Regions from separate parts of the Homo sapiens genome. Here region 2 is linked to region 1. Evidence: read pairs that join two places in POLR2A ChIA-PET (ENCODE). Cell type or tissue: Panc1. All regions are shown on one strand. Links, peaks and the distances in the headings refer to the core of each region. The heading gives the core; the rest is flanking DNA.

Region 1 (7,223 bases), core at 977-5,976:
GTTTGTTTTTATTTATTTTTTGAGATGGAGTCTCACTCTGTTGCCCAGGTTGGAGTGCAGTGGTGCAATCTCAGCTCACTGCAACCTCCGCCTCCTGGGTTCAAGCAATTCTCTTGCCCCAGCCTCCTGAGTAGCTGGGATTACAGGCATGCGCCACCATGGCCGGCTAATTTTTGTATTTTTAGTAGAGGCGGGGTTTCACTGTGTTGGCCAGGCTGGTCCTGAAACCCTGACCTCAGGTGATCCACCCGTCTTGGCCTCCCAAAGTGCTAGGATTACAGGTGTGAGCCACTGCACCCGGCTGTGTTCAGTTTCTTTACTTGTGTGGTCGACTCTCCCATCTCACTACCCACTTCTCCTCTGTCTTCTTGGTTGATTTCTCTTCTCTTCCCTTAGCCCCTGCATGCTCAGGTTCATTCCTTGGACCTCTCCACTGCCCTTGCTGTCTGTACTCCTTCCTTGGGTGATTTTATCAAGGCTCATCACTTTAAATACTAAGCATATGCTGACAATTCTCAGATTACATCTCTAGCCATGACCTTGTCAGTGAACTTGAGGCCTGTACATCCATCTGCCTGCCTGACACCTCCCTTGTGTGTCTGTAGGCACCTCACGCATGACCAGGCCCCGCGGGAACTCATGATTCCCCAACTCCCTCCCCCATCTGTTTTTCCTGCAGGCTTCCCCCTTTCAGCAAGGACCAACATCATCCTTCCAGTTTCCAGGCCAAGAACCCTGGAGTCATCCTTGACTTTTCTTTCTTTCCTATTCCACATTGGGCCTATGAGCAGATCCTTTCAGCTCTGCTCCAAGCCAAATGTGGAATAGGAAAGAAAGAAAAGCTCCAAAATATCCCTCAAATCCAGCTACTTCTCACCAACACCATTCTTGTCACTCTGGTCCAGACCCCCAGCATTGCTCCCCTGGACTTGCGAGTTTGCTGTCTGACTTGTTTCTATGCTTCCCTGCTTGTGGACAACATTCAACAAATCATCTAATGAGCCTAAGTAGATGTAAGTCAGATCATGGCTTTCCTCTACTCAGAACCTTCCAGAGTTTTCCCGTCTCACTCTGAATAAAGCCCTGCATCCTCTGTGTGGCCCATAAGGTTCTGCCTGGAGCTGTCCTATTGCCCCTGTGACCTCATCTGCATCCTCCTCCAGGTCCCTCCACCCACAGCAGACAGGTCTCCCCGCATGGGGTGGCCCCAGGGCCTTTGCACTTGCTATTCCCTCCTCTGGCACTCCACGCTTCCTCTAGGTCTCTGGGGAAAGATGACCTGCCCAGAGAGACCCCTGCCACCGCTGTACAATAGCCACATCTCCTCTCCACCCCCACCACCTACCATTTAACTCTGCAACATTTTTCTTCATAGCACTTACTACCCAATACAGTTTATGTTTGTTTATTTCTCCCCCGCCCCTGTCACCCTGTTCATGTGAGCTCCATGAGGGCAGGGATTTGTCCATCTTGCTTCCTGCTGCATCCCAGTACTTCACCCAGCATTAACCCAGCGTTTGGCGAATGAGTGGGCCTTGTGTTTCCGGGGACAGACATGCCCACCAATGCGTAGCATCTTTTACAGGGCACTGACTGATGTCTGTATGTAGGTGGTGGGAGCCAGGACTGGATGAGTGGAGGTGCAAGCCTGGTATGATTCCAGGCACACTGTGAGCGCTCTGGTTTTTTCTTTGTGAACCAGAGAACCAGAAATCATAAGGGATGCTGGGGATGGCTTGGAATTGCCATGGCCACGTGGAATGGTGGGAGGGGAGAGGAAGCCTCCTTATCCACAGGCATAGATAGAGCTGTATTCAGGTATTGAGAGGCGACACTCATGGCTGGGTTGAGGGGGAAGCATTAGCTCCTGAGGGAGATGGTGATGGGAAGTATACAGAGTACTCAATGCAGAGCTTCTAACCAGCAAAACACTCCAGAAGTCAAGGGAAGGCTGCGTGACTGTCCTCCAGGTCCCTTCCATAGCATCTGCTGTCTGTGTACACTGCAGAGGCCACCCCATGCCCTGCCTTCCTTAGGAGCCTGTGAGACGGTAACAGTAACGAGAGCTGGTGTTTGTGGATCGCTTGCTGTGCGCCTGGCTCTGTTCTAAGGGCTTTCCCTCTCGTTGCTCATTCTGTTCTCATCACCTACTATTCTTCCTATTTTATAAATGAGGAAATGCACAGAAAGTAGAAGCAACTTATTTGAGGTCACACAGCTGGTGAGTGGCAGGCCTGAGCCAGCCGGTCTGACGCAGAGCCTGCCTTGCTACAGTTGCCCTGGGAGGGTGGAGGGCAGTGTACTCTGCAAGGTATGCGCTCCATCCTGTGTGGGAGGGAGGCAGCCTCTTCTCCATTTACTGACTAGTGGAAATTGAGCACCGGGCCAGAGCAGGAGGGAGCCGGGGGTGCCCGGTGCCTTTCAGAGAGCTGCTTCCTGCCTGTTGTGACTTCTGGGGCTTATCAGAAGTTTATTCTAGGGCAGACATGGCCCCCGGGGGATGTCCGGCTGGAGCATAATGGAGGCTTGGCTGCCTCTTGGGTGCCCCTGCTGCTCAGATTTCCTGTCTGGGTTTGGTGTGACATGTGCTGTCAGGGTGGCGGGGCAGAGGCGCTGCTCCACTCCTTCACACCTCGCCTTGTGGGTGCTGTCAGGCTTGGCTATGTTCGTTGTCCCCCCTCCACCCCCACCTTCCAGGGCATAGCACGATGGCCCCATCCTCCTCCTTAATCAGACCCTCTTTGGGCCTCCTCCTGTGCCTTTTAGGTGCAGAACTGTCTTAGTCTGGCCAGAAGTGACAGCAGGGAGCAGGGCTTGGTTTTGGTGATGGAAAGCAGGAACCGAGAGGTGGTCCCACCTGGTGTCAGGTTTGATGGTCTTAGGTCCTCCCACTGCCTTCCCTCCCTCCCTGCTCCCATCCCCAACCTGCAGCCCGGCAGCTCTGAAGGGAGGCAGAACAAAGAGGGTGGCTTTCATCAGACACAGGCTTTGTGCTCATCCCAAAGCCTCCAGGAGCCTTTGCTTCGCTGATGAAGACAAGCAGGCTATCCAACTGTGGACTCTTTTCATCCCTCGAAATTCAACAAACTTCCATCTTTCCTTTATGTGCTAGTTTTATTTTATTTTTTTTTAGTCCCTGTCACTTGCCACTTAAAAGAGGAAAAAAAAAAAAGTAAAGAAAAAGACCAAAACCAGTCCTGTAGTTAGCGAGTGAAGGGTCTTGCATGGTACTGAATGATTTAATTCTGGGGTGCACATGTTTTGTTTTCCCTCTCTTTACATATTTTTGCCTTGGGGCATTTTGGGTGGGGAAGGGAGGGGAGTCACAGATGGCAAAATTGATACGAGAGTTTTCTCAGGTTCAGGCAATTTAGTTCATTATTTTATAAATGGCCTCAAAAGTCCAGTGGGAAGGGGTTAGGGAATGTGTTAAGGAATGGACACAAAAGCCAGGTGTGGTGGCGCACACCTGTAATCCCAGCACTTTGGGAGGCTGAGGCGAGCAGATTGCTTGAGCCTAGAAGTTTGAGACCAGCCTGGGCAACAAAGAGAGACCCTGTCTCTATTTATTTTAAAATATAAAGTTTAAAAAAAAAAAAAAGAATGGACAGAGAGCTCGGCAGCCATCATCTTCCTTCCTGCCACCCCACACAGATCTCACTGCATACCTGAGGTTAAATCTCCAATTATCTGGGCAATGCCCCTTCCCCTTTACTTTTTTTTTTTCCTTCCTTCCTTCCCTTCCTTCCCTCCCTCCCTCCCTCCCTTCCTTCCTTCCTTCCTTCCTTCCTCTTAGAAAAAAAAGATGGGATTGGCTGGGTGTGGTGGCTCATGCCTGTAATTCCAGCATTTTGGGGTGGATCACCTGAAGTCAGGAGTTCGAGACCGGCCTGGCCAACGTGGTGAAACCCCGTCTTTACTAAAAAATACAAAATAGCCAGGCATGGTGGTGCATGCCTGTAGTCCCAGCTACTCAGGAGGCTGAGGCTCGAGAATAGCTTGAACCTGGGAGGTGGAGGTTACAGTGAGCTAAGATTGTGCCACTGCACTCCAGCCTGGGCAACAGAGTGAGACTCTCTTTCAAAAAAAAAAAAAAAAAAAGAGAGATGGGGTCTTGCTATATTGCCCAGGCTGGTCTTGAACTCCTGACCTAAGTGATCCTCCTGCTTCAGCCTCCCAAAGTGCTGGGATTACAGGCATGAGCCACCTCACCTGGCCACCTTTACCTTTTAAAGATAGGTGAGCAGTTCTTATAACGACCAGAAATAGGGGGAATCCACATCATTATGATTTTTTTTTTTTTTAGCGCAGTGATGCTGCTTGTTCCAAAACTTGGTGGAAAATACTATAGCATTATCTCAGTTGAGGAAAACAAATATTAAATCTTAACTTACAAACCAAGAGTAGGATTTTCCCACCCTCGGGTGGCATATAAGGCGCATCAGCAGGACTTCCTTGATGACATGCCAGTGTCTGTGGTTGCTCCATTCCAGGGCCATGGTCAACCTATACCTCCCTGAAATACTGGGCCTTGTCCGCTTCCCAGTTTGGGTTTCAGTGTCTGTAGCCTTGGGCCGTGCTTTTAAAGGGTAGGAGGCCGAGCCCCTAGGGAGGGGCTGGGGCTGCCCTGAGTGTAGTTTTTTCTTTTCTTTTTTTTTTCCCTGCCACCTTTCTTCCCTCCTGAGAACTGAGCATGGTTCTGCAAGCAGGCTTCCTAGTAGCCTAATAGTAGGATATGAGCCCTCTGTCCCCCCAGCATCCCAGGAGGTCTTTAAAACAGAGAAGGTGGGCTCTGCCAAAGGTGATAGCACTCCGCAACTTTCACGGTCACCTCCTTCCTCATCTCTGCAGTTCACAGAATTGAGTGGCTCTTGAGTGCAGGCTTGCCCACACACTGCGACTCCCCTCTGCAGGCAGCACAGGCATGGGTATGGAATGGGGGCCATGAAGCCACAGCTCCTTCTCTTTCTTCCCACTTGGGTGGAAGTGGCTCAGCTCAGAATGCCTATTGAGTGTTGTCTCGGTGTGGGGAGGTGGGCAGGGAGGAGGTGAGCCCATTCCCAGGGAATAGAGGCTGGGGGGCCTTGGCCCAAGCCAGCCCTGCTCTGAGACTTCTTACCCTTCCAGAGAAATGGGTTCCGCCTGTTGTCTCCTGCAAGCTGATCGGGCTTCTCATGTGCTTATCCAAGGCCACCACCTTTCAGGGCCAGCTCCAGGCCCCTGCCTCCATGAAGTCCTCTCTGACTGCTCTTCCCTGTGGAGCCGGGCAGCAGTATTGTGTGTAGGATTTGAGAGCACAGGCGCTGGGGTAGACTGCCTGGGTTTGTATCCTGTTTGTGCTCTTAGTAGCCCTAGCACGACCTTCAGCAAATTAATTTTTCTAACTCTTAGTTTCTTCCTCTGTGAAATGGGACTAATAATGACAACCTTTGGGTTGTTATGGAAATTAATGGAGGCAATACATGCAAAGTGCTTAGCACAGTCCCAGTACTTAGTAGTGCTTAGTACCTATTAGCTGCTATTATTTTTCTTGAGAGTGCCATATACAGTGCAGCAGTTTGCTTGTAGATTGTGTGACTTGTCACTCTAGTACAGCTTTCCATGTAGGTAATTGAGGAATTGAACAGCAGAGTTGGAAGGGCCCTCTGCAGGTCTGGACTGACCATAATAACACCAGCTAACACTTAGAGTACCGGCTATGCGAGGTACTGTTTCAGTCACTTTTCACAAACAGGCAGAATATCCCTTATCTGAAATCCTTGGAACCAGAAGTGTTTTTGGGGTTTGGATTTCTCTAGATTCTGGAATATTTGCATATACATAATGAGATATCTTGGGGATAGGACCCAAGTCTAGATGTGAAACGTATTCTCATTTCATATACACCTTATATACACATAGCCTGAAGATAATTTTGTTTTTCCTTTGAGGAAGCAGAATAAACTGTATCCTGCGCCTGCATTTTGACTGGCCCATCACATGAGGTCAGGTGTGGAATTTTCTGCTGTGGTGTCATGTTGGTGCTCAAAAAGTTTCAGATTTTGGAGATTTTTGGATTAGGGATACTCAACCTGCATTAAATCAGTTTATCCTCAAACAGCTCTAAGAGATAAGCACTTCTATCATCCCATTTTACTGATAAGTATGTGGAAGCACAGAGAGGCAGAGTGACTTACCTAACAGCACACAGCTCATAAGGGGCTGGGCTGGGAGTTAACTCCAAGCAGTTTGGCCCCAGCTGTGCTGCAATCATTATTGTTTGGCTCAGAGAGAAGGGCCTTCTTCTGAAGGCTACTCACAGCAGATGAGTAACCTCCAGGCTCTTGAGCCCCTGGCTTGCCATTCTTTCTCCCGAACCTGGCCCAGTGCCATGCTAGGCGGGGGGCACGTGTTGGAAACCTGGCTGACACGTGTGAGTCCGGGAGCGATTGGGCACCTTCGGTCATTCTGCTGTGGTTCGTCAGGCTGTGGTTCCTCAGTGTGAGCTGGAGGAGGGCGGCAGGATGTGGCAGGTGCCCTGAAAGTGACTGTCCTCCTGGGGCCCAGGCAGCACTTCCTGCTCTGTCTTCAGGGACCCCAGAGCTCCAGAGAGTAGCAGCTTGGTGTCTCCCTCTCCTTTCCCTGGGGATTGAGGTAGGGGGTGCTGGCCTCCCTGTGACCGTGAGCCGTCAGCTCTCTGCCTTTCTGCCTGGGCCCTTCTGGAGGACAGGGAGAACTCTGTGTGCTGGTTCAAGGCTGGAACAAGTTCCTTCAGCCACTGTGAGCTTCACGAAGAGGAAGCGTGAGTCACCAGGGCCTTTACAAGCTCCAGGTGAATGGAAGGGGTGTGTTGGGGGCGTGCTTCCATCTCTCTTGGGCCTCATGGTCTATGGGAGGGGGCCTGGGAGGGCTGGGGCATTCCATTATTGTTCGGGTGGTTTTTCCTGGAATTTCTTTTGAAGTGGTCTTCGTGACCCAGTGGCACTGAGTCACGGGGTAAACAGAATTATCAGGGGCTGGGCTCTTGGAAAGGACACAGACAGTGCCCGTGGGCCAGTCCCAGAGGGTCACCAGGCTGGCTTCCTCCCAGTGGCTTCCTTCCACCTCTCCCAGGGTTTTGGCTGCAGCTTCCATGTGCATCCCACCTGTGGACTCCAGCTCTGGGCCAGTGTGTAGAGCATGTGCCCTGGGGGCTTGTGAGAAATGCATTCTGAAACCCCACCCTCATCTGCTGAATAAGAGTT
Region 2 (7,223 bases), core at 1,518-6,517, 1.3 Mb before region 1:
CCATGAACCTGTGCAGAGCTGTGGGGGACATGGGAAGAACTCCTGGCCATAGCCTGAAGGCATTCCATGGCAATGGGGTGGATTAGGCAAGAATGCAAGGCTAGGGCAGGCTGGCTTCCTGGAGTCTCAGGAGATGTCAGGCGGGGGTGCAGCGGGATGCTAGAGCAGGAGGAAGACAAAGAGGGAACAATCCGGGCAAAAATGCAAGGACCCTTCAAAGAACTGGGAGGGCCCCATTTGGAAGACGGTGCTCATTTCATAGATACCTGCCTGATGATGACTGATGGGAGCTCACTTTACTGATCCTTAAAATGTTCTGGGACCCTGCAAACACTTCATAAGTGTCACTTTATTGAATCCCACTATCCTGTGAAGGACAGAATATTATTACCCACATTTCAGAAATGATGTCATTGAAGCACCGAGAGGTTAAGTGACTGCCCAAGGTCACACGGTTAGTCAGTGATGGAGCCGGAATCAGACCCTCATATTATGACCCCAGCGCCTATGCACCAACCATGGCGCTTTCCTGCCATCATCTTGGTCTGCATGTGTGCTGGGGAGACAGATAACTCCTGCCCTCTGGGAGCTGGGGCATGAGATCCACTGGGCAACCGCATGGCAGCAGCTCAAGGGGGAGTCTGAGAAGGGCACGGCAGGGGCACTGCATCCATTTGGCACCTGGCTGCAGCTCTGCTGCAGGCTCAGCCCTGTATACTGGGTAGGGTTGGAGTGTTGACTGGACAGCGCTGGGCCTGGCACTCAGGGTGTCCCCAGACCTTTCACATGACCTTGGGGTTGGAGGGTGGAGGGCACAAGAAGGCTGATATTAGGGAAGGCCTGGGCAGCTCTGGGCAGCCTTTCTGAGCTCAGTAAGGGCCTTAATGTCAGCCTCAAAATTCTGACTTTATGCAAGGTGATGGGGGAAGCCAGGGAGGGCTGGAAAGGGCTCAGGGATTCAGAAGCAGGAAGATGGTCCCCAGCAGGGGTGAGATGCTGAGAGGGTCACAGATCCAGAGATGGTTAAGGGGGCCTAATCAACTGTTGGATGTGGGGGTCAGGGAAAGTGAGGTGTCAAGGATGACCTAGGCATCTCCCCGCAGCCCTCTGGGGGCTTGGATGCCCAGCTTTGCTGAACCAGCAGCTGCCTGCATCAATATGAATTGACCCAGAGCCCAGGGAGCACTGCTCCCCTCCCCCAGGAAGCCCTATCTTGTGGGAGGGCACTGCAGGCCAGCAGGCCACCACCAACTCCGCTCTGTCCCCCTGCTGACCTTTCTCCTTTGTCAGCAGTGCACTCCATCAATGCACCGGAAGGGCCAGTGCGATCCCTCCCAACTGCTCAGGCCAGGGCTGGGGGCAGGGGCTCGCTCTGCCCTCCCTCTTTCAAGGAAGAGGTTTCCTGAACGTCTCCAGAAAGCTGGGAGCAAAGCCACTAAAGCCCTCAGTGCAAATAGGGAGACTGAGGCCTGGTGAGGGGCAGCTCAGAGTCCACCAGACAACTGCAGTCACAGCCTTGAGCAAAGAGCCCACCAGGCATGAGTCATGCCCCTCCTGCTGGCAGAGGGGAGGGAAGAGAGGAAGCCAGAGAGGAGACTGGAGCCAGGCCCTGGGGGATGGGCAGGCACAATCTGGCTGGGGGAGGGGCCTATGAGGTGTGGGAAGGGGCCGAGCGACTGCACCAGCAAGCCCCTGCGCCAAGAAGAGGATCCTGTGGGCTTCAGAGTGGGGCCAGTGGACTCAGGCAGGCCTTGGGTGGTCAACCATCCTGGTTTGCCCACAAGTGACAGGTTTCTGGGACACAGAATTTTCCATGCTAAAACCAGGACGGTCCCAGGCAATCTGGACGGCCACCCTAGTGGGGCTGATGCTGAACTCTGGTTTTCAGTTCAACTACTCTCTGTGTCTCAGTTTCCTCATCTGGAACTCAGAGCTTATAACAGTACCTTGTGTATGGTTGCTGGGAGGTGGGGGAGAGTGACATTAAATAATGTACTTAAAGTGCTTAGCATCCGGCACAGCATCTGATAAAAACCATTAAACAAACGGCAGGTGGCTGCTGTTATTACTCCCAACTGCTAGACTATTCTTACTACTATGAGTACCAGCTAACACATACCAAGTGTTACCCTGCACCAGACTTTCTAAGTACTGTGCATATGTTGCTAATCTAATCCTTACAATACTTAACGGGGAAGGAAGTATTATCATCCCCATTTTCAGATGAGGAAATTGAGGTGTGGATGGGTTAAGCACGCCCAGGCTCTCACACCTGCCAAGCATAGAGCACTGAAAACTACTTTTTCCACTGGAATGATCCCAAAGCCCGGGAGATGCTGGCCAATGTCAAAATGATTATGGTCACACTGACCCAGGGCAAGAACTGGACAAACACACAGGCCACTCTGGAGGTGCCCTGGGGATTGGCAAGCATACCCTGTTTTCAGGGAGACTGAGTCCCTAATCCTTAGCCTGGGTCTTCAAGACCTTCCCCTTCTGGTCCAATCAATCTAATTTATTGAGTTCCAGGGTCTATTTACACAGCAAGAGAAAGGAACGCCCCATGATGTACACACGCCTCCTCCTGGCCCCAGGGGCTCCACTCTTGATCAGGCATGTTTTGCCCACTGCGATTCATTCTGCAACAACACTGCAAAGGTCAGATTCATGCCCATTTCTGAGATGAGAAAAGAGAGGCTTGGAAATGTGCTATGGTCACACAGCTGGATTTAAACTTGTCCAGCTCCGAAGCCTGGGCTCCTCTTGGTTGCTGGTATGACAAAATGAACAGCATGAGGGCAGAGGGCCACACCGCATATGTCTGGGTCGAGTATGGTGCAGGGAGAGGTGAGTACTAGAAAACTCCAAGGAGGGCAGAGCCCCCTCTCTTAGAGCAGGGGAAACTCTGGCAGCTCAAAGAAGGCACCCAAGCACCTAGGGGTGGAGTAGTCAACCTGGACAGGTACTGCACCCAGGGAGAAAAGGGGGAGGGAGACCTGAGGCAGAAGACCATCACCCTGCTGCCTGGAGGGGAGGGAGGTCTTGCAGAGACCCCTCTTTAGACTCAGAAGCTGAGCATGCAATGCCTCCTGTCCCAATCCCTAGGAAGTTCTCAGCGCAAGGAACTGCATGCTTGCAAAGCAATTAGCTTCCAGCACCCAGGAAAAAGGTAGCTGAGGGGGCAGGCAGGCGCTGGCTGAGCAGTGGCCCTGGGAAGCTGGGCCCTGTTATTTTTAGCATCTCAATTCAAGAGGGAGGAGGCCCTCCTTCCCACCAGGTAAATGTCAGCGCCACTGGCAGCCCCAGCCAATTAAAGCAGCTGGAGCCAAAGAGGGAAGACAGAGACTGGTGGCCTCTCCTGCTGGCCCCCAGCAGCTCCTGCAAAGGGCCTGCTCCTGACTCACCTCCTGCATGGCCCTGAACAGGAAACACTGGCTCGGTCTAAAAAGGCTGAGCAGGGGCCTGGTTGGAGTCCTGGCTGGGCCGTGTGACCCTGGTCAAGTCTCATGCCTTCTCTTCTCTGACTCCAGTTCCCCCTCTGGAAAACGCCACCCACCTCCCCACCCCGCCCCAGCCCACTTGATATTATGAGGGTGACATGAGTCAGGGGTTGTGAGGATAAGAGAAGCTTGCCACCCCCTGCTGTGGGGTGGCTGCTTTATTATTCCAGAAAAGAATGGGCTTCCCGAGCAGGAACCTGGGCCATCTGACGGGGCCTGAGCTGGCTGCTGTGCAAACTGCTGGGGGAATTTGCGCAATCCCGGGGACTTGTAGTCCAAGGAGCCCATGGCTGGCGCTCTGCTGATAGGAGAGGCATGAGAGAGAGGCCGCTGCAGGTCAGTGGAGGCTCTGCAAACACAGACCGGCCGAGCCCAGGGCTATGGGGAGGAGCCACACCTGGAGAGGGCACCAGGCACCCAGAGCGCCGGCAGCATGCCTGGCACTGGCATGGCATTTCCTCTGCATCAGGGTATCAGTCAGCTGCAGCCTTGGGAAGGAATAAATATTGTCCCCTCCCTGTCCCCAGCAGGAGGGAAGGAGGCAGAAGGAGGAAAGAAGGAGTTGGTCACAGCAAAGAGAAGGGAGGCGCATCTCTCATTTTATCCTGGGACCCAGGTCCTTAGTCTGTAGTGGGGGCTGCCCCAGGGACCTAATCCCTCATCCTCTCAGGTTGGTCCAGCCTGGCAAACCCCAGAAATCTTAGGTCAGCTCTCCTCCACTGGGGAGAAGCCTTGGGTCCAGCAGCAGCCTTCTGGGCCAACTGCCCCCGAGGTGCTGGGGAAGCCCATACTTCCCTCAGCTCATATCCCCAGCATCAGCTCAAAGCCTCCAGAAGCGGACTCTTCCACTGAGGCACTTCCCTGCTGTGGCTCCCCAGGTGCCTGAAGCTCAGAGGAGATAAAAGGGAAACTGAGGCACAAAAGTGGGGCAGTGATCTACTCAGGGGCATTTAGCAAGTTAAAAGCAAAATATAACCTTCTTTCCTTCTGCCGTCTCCAACCCCCCGGGGGCACCTCCAGCCTCATTTCTTTCCCTGAGCAGTCCTAGCCTCCACAAAGCCCCCATTATCTGCCCCAGTGTGGCTGCCACAGGGTCTTGGCCCAGCTGTTCCCTTTGCGTGGAATGCTTTCAGTTTGGTTCACAGTCTGGTCATTCTTTGGGGCTCAGCTGGCACTCACCTCCTCCAGGAAGCTCTCCCTGACCCCTGAGGCCTTCAGAGCCCCTAGACCCTGGCCCTAGGTAATGCCATGCTGCCTGTGGTCAGCAGCCTCCCAGATGGTTGAGCCTGCTGGACACTCTGCTAAGCCTTGGCAGAGGGGGCTGATGAGGGGAAGGGCAGCCCCTGGTTTCCTGAGTCCACTTTATTTCTTCACTCCCTTGCCCCTTATAAGCCTCACACTAGGCCCTGACTCTGAGGCGTTGCCCCTAGCCCTGACCATTGGGCCTACAAATCCCGGCCTCACTGGGGCTCTCTGGGTAAATGGATGACAGGATAAGCCCTTGCTTGTGGTGGCGAACCTCTCACAGCAGGAGGCAGAACACAAATGCGGCTCCACGGAGCCAGGTCTGCGGGTTCCCGTGCAGCTCTCAGTCCCAGTTCTGGGTGGCTCTCCACAGGTCCCCAGAGCTTCCTTGGCCCTTCAGGGTCAGTCCTGCCTTTCTGCAGATAGAAGGCTCCTATCGCTGCTGCTGGTCCCTGCCCCTGCCAGCCTCTGCACCCCCATGTAGCCTACACAGTTTAGTGTGGCCCTGCACTCAGCTGATAGCCTGAAGCGCCATGTTGGCTACCTTGGGGCATGCCCTCCTATCTCTGGGCCTCAGTTTCCTCATCTGTGCCATGAGTGGGGTGGGTAAAATGATTTCTAAAGACCACTCCTCCCAACACGAGAGAGAGGCTGTGGTTTTGTTTTTATTCCAATAAAGATGTCACGCTTGTGGCCCCACCCAGTGTCTATTACTTGCTGCAAGGTCGCTGAGGCTTCAGACCTAGGAACACAGGCACGGCCAAGGCTGTCCTCTGCCCCAATGTGTGGCCTGGGTGTGTGGCTCATGAACCAGAAAGAGACAAACTCCAGAGCTCAAAAAGAGCCAGTGGGGCAAACATCAGTGGGAGGGAGAAGCGCCCTCAGTAAGTAACACCCAGGAAACTCTTTACAACCTTACACTCCTACCAGAGTGAGCACACACCATCCATGAAGCATGTCCAGGACCCTGGGACGGCCAGAGGGAGACCCAGACCTACCTCTCTTGGGAAAGATGCTGCCTACCTGCTCTAGCCTCTGTACCCACCATGAGGAATGCTGTGTGCCCCCGGGCTGGTCTCTGAGCCTCTCTGATCCCACTGTGTCACTGAGCAACGCCTGCCCCAAGCTCTGAGCTGAGGTCAGGCCCATGGCAGATGGGGTTGGGGGAGGTGTGCAGATTGTGGCACCTGGCTCCATCGTCGGTCGCTTTATCTTGCAGCATTTGAGAAGACTGGCTTTCCCTTTTGGTAGAAAGCCCCAGCGCCTGGTCCAGCAGAGGTGCCTGGGTTGCTGAAGAGGCCGTGGTGGAGCATGAAGGTCCGGCCAGTGGACAAGCCTCCAACCTTGCTCTTCCTGCTGCCACAGTTCCTGGGTGAACTAAGTCTTAGACTGGACCACACCTCACCCTTGCCCTAGCTTGCAAGCTGAGGCCAGCCCTCCTAGCTCTCACAAAGGAGGTGCCACTGCCCTGCAGTCTCTTTTAGCTCCCCACTCCCTGCAGGTTCATGGCCAAACTCTGTGGCCTAGCATTCAAGGCCCTCAGGGGCTGCCTCAGCTGTGGCTGAATGAATCTTCCTCCCCAGCCGGACTGCCCTGACCCATGCCACCCAGTTGTGCAGAGACCCCAGGAAGACCCTACTCTTCCACTCTGTATAGGAACCCCACTCCCCTTACCCCTCCACCAGGAAGTCTTCTCTGGCTGCCTCCTACAGCATGAGGAAAGAGCTGCACCTACCTAGCAACCCTGCACTGGAGACTGTGACCTCTACTCAGAACTCCGGACCTGGAGCTGTGCTCTCCCAGCTCAACTGAAGATTCACTATTGGATACCAGGGCCTAGCACGGTGCAGGAGCACAAGGAAGTGTTCAACACCAAGCTGGCTGATGGACAAAATGGATCACCCAGCAAACAAGCAAGTATCTGTGACAGGCAGTTTGTTGTGGTAGGGAAAACACATATTATGGTGTCAGATAAAACTGGGCTGAGTCCTAGCTCCACTATAACCTGTGTGACCTTGGCTAAGTTTCTTAACCTCTCTGTGCTTTGAGTTTTCTCATTTGTACAACAGGATAGTCCCAACTTCAATGGGTTGTTGACACCCTTGAAGACTGCAGTTTGTAATCCCTGACCTACCCCAATCCTCTGATTTTACAGACCAATAAACAGCTGCTCAGAGAGGGGCAGCAACTTGTCCAAGGTCACACAGCAGTTCTTAATGGGACTGAGGCTTGAACACAAGTCCTGCTCAGAGGGCCCACCAGGACAGCAGTCCCACCCTCCTGACCTAGAGGGGCATCCTACCTTGGGCAGGAATAAGCAGTGAGCTGCAAACGATTCCCAGATCCAGGCTTGGGTGGGGGTTGTGGAGTCATAGCAGGCTGCAGAGGCTGGGGTGGAGGGCCTGGGCTGCAGGCCACAGATTTCACGCAGTGGGAGGAGAGGTGTGCATTCTCAGCTGGCGCTGAAGATTGACAGGC

Evidence for each region. ChIA-PET counts read pairs that join two places held together with the same protein. Peaks named below come from ENCODE experiments on the same cell type or tissue, not always from the same donor. Only the 100,000 strongest peaks of a DNase experiment are listed, where the experiment ranks them.
Region 2: POLR2A ChIA-PET joins it to region 1 with 6 read pairs; 2 of 35 experiments call an interaction of 5 or more read pairs at or near these places.

What each region holds. Positions count from the first base shown.
Region 1 is chr10:77,873,252-77,880,474 of GRCh38, reverse strand. All of the region lies in intron 1 of DLG5 (discs large MAGUK scaffold protein 5), which reads left to right. Among named protein-coding and RNA genes, the nearest start is that of DLG5, 50 kb to the left of the region's middle. RefSeq lists an enhancer at 1,731-2,670 and a silencer at 2,750-3,044. In Panc1, for the core only: no CTCF peak of the experiment used is centred there; no DNase peak of the experiment used is centred there.
Region 2 is chr10:79,123,913-79,131,135 of GRCh38, reverse strand. The region is part of intron 2 of ZMIZ1 (zinc finger MIZ-type containing 1); the gene reads right to left. Among named protein-coding and RNA genes, the nearest start is that of ZMIZ1, 59 kb to the right of the region's middle. RefSeq lists enhancers at 1,390-1,684, 1,085-1,726, 3,961-4,479. In Panc1, for the core only: no CTCF peak of the experiment used is centred there; no DNase peak of the experiment used is centred there; H3K27ac peaks cover 2,768 bases.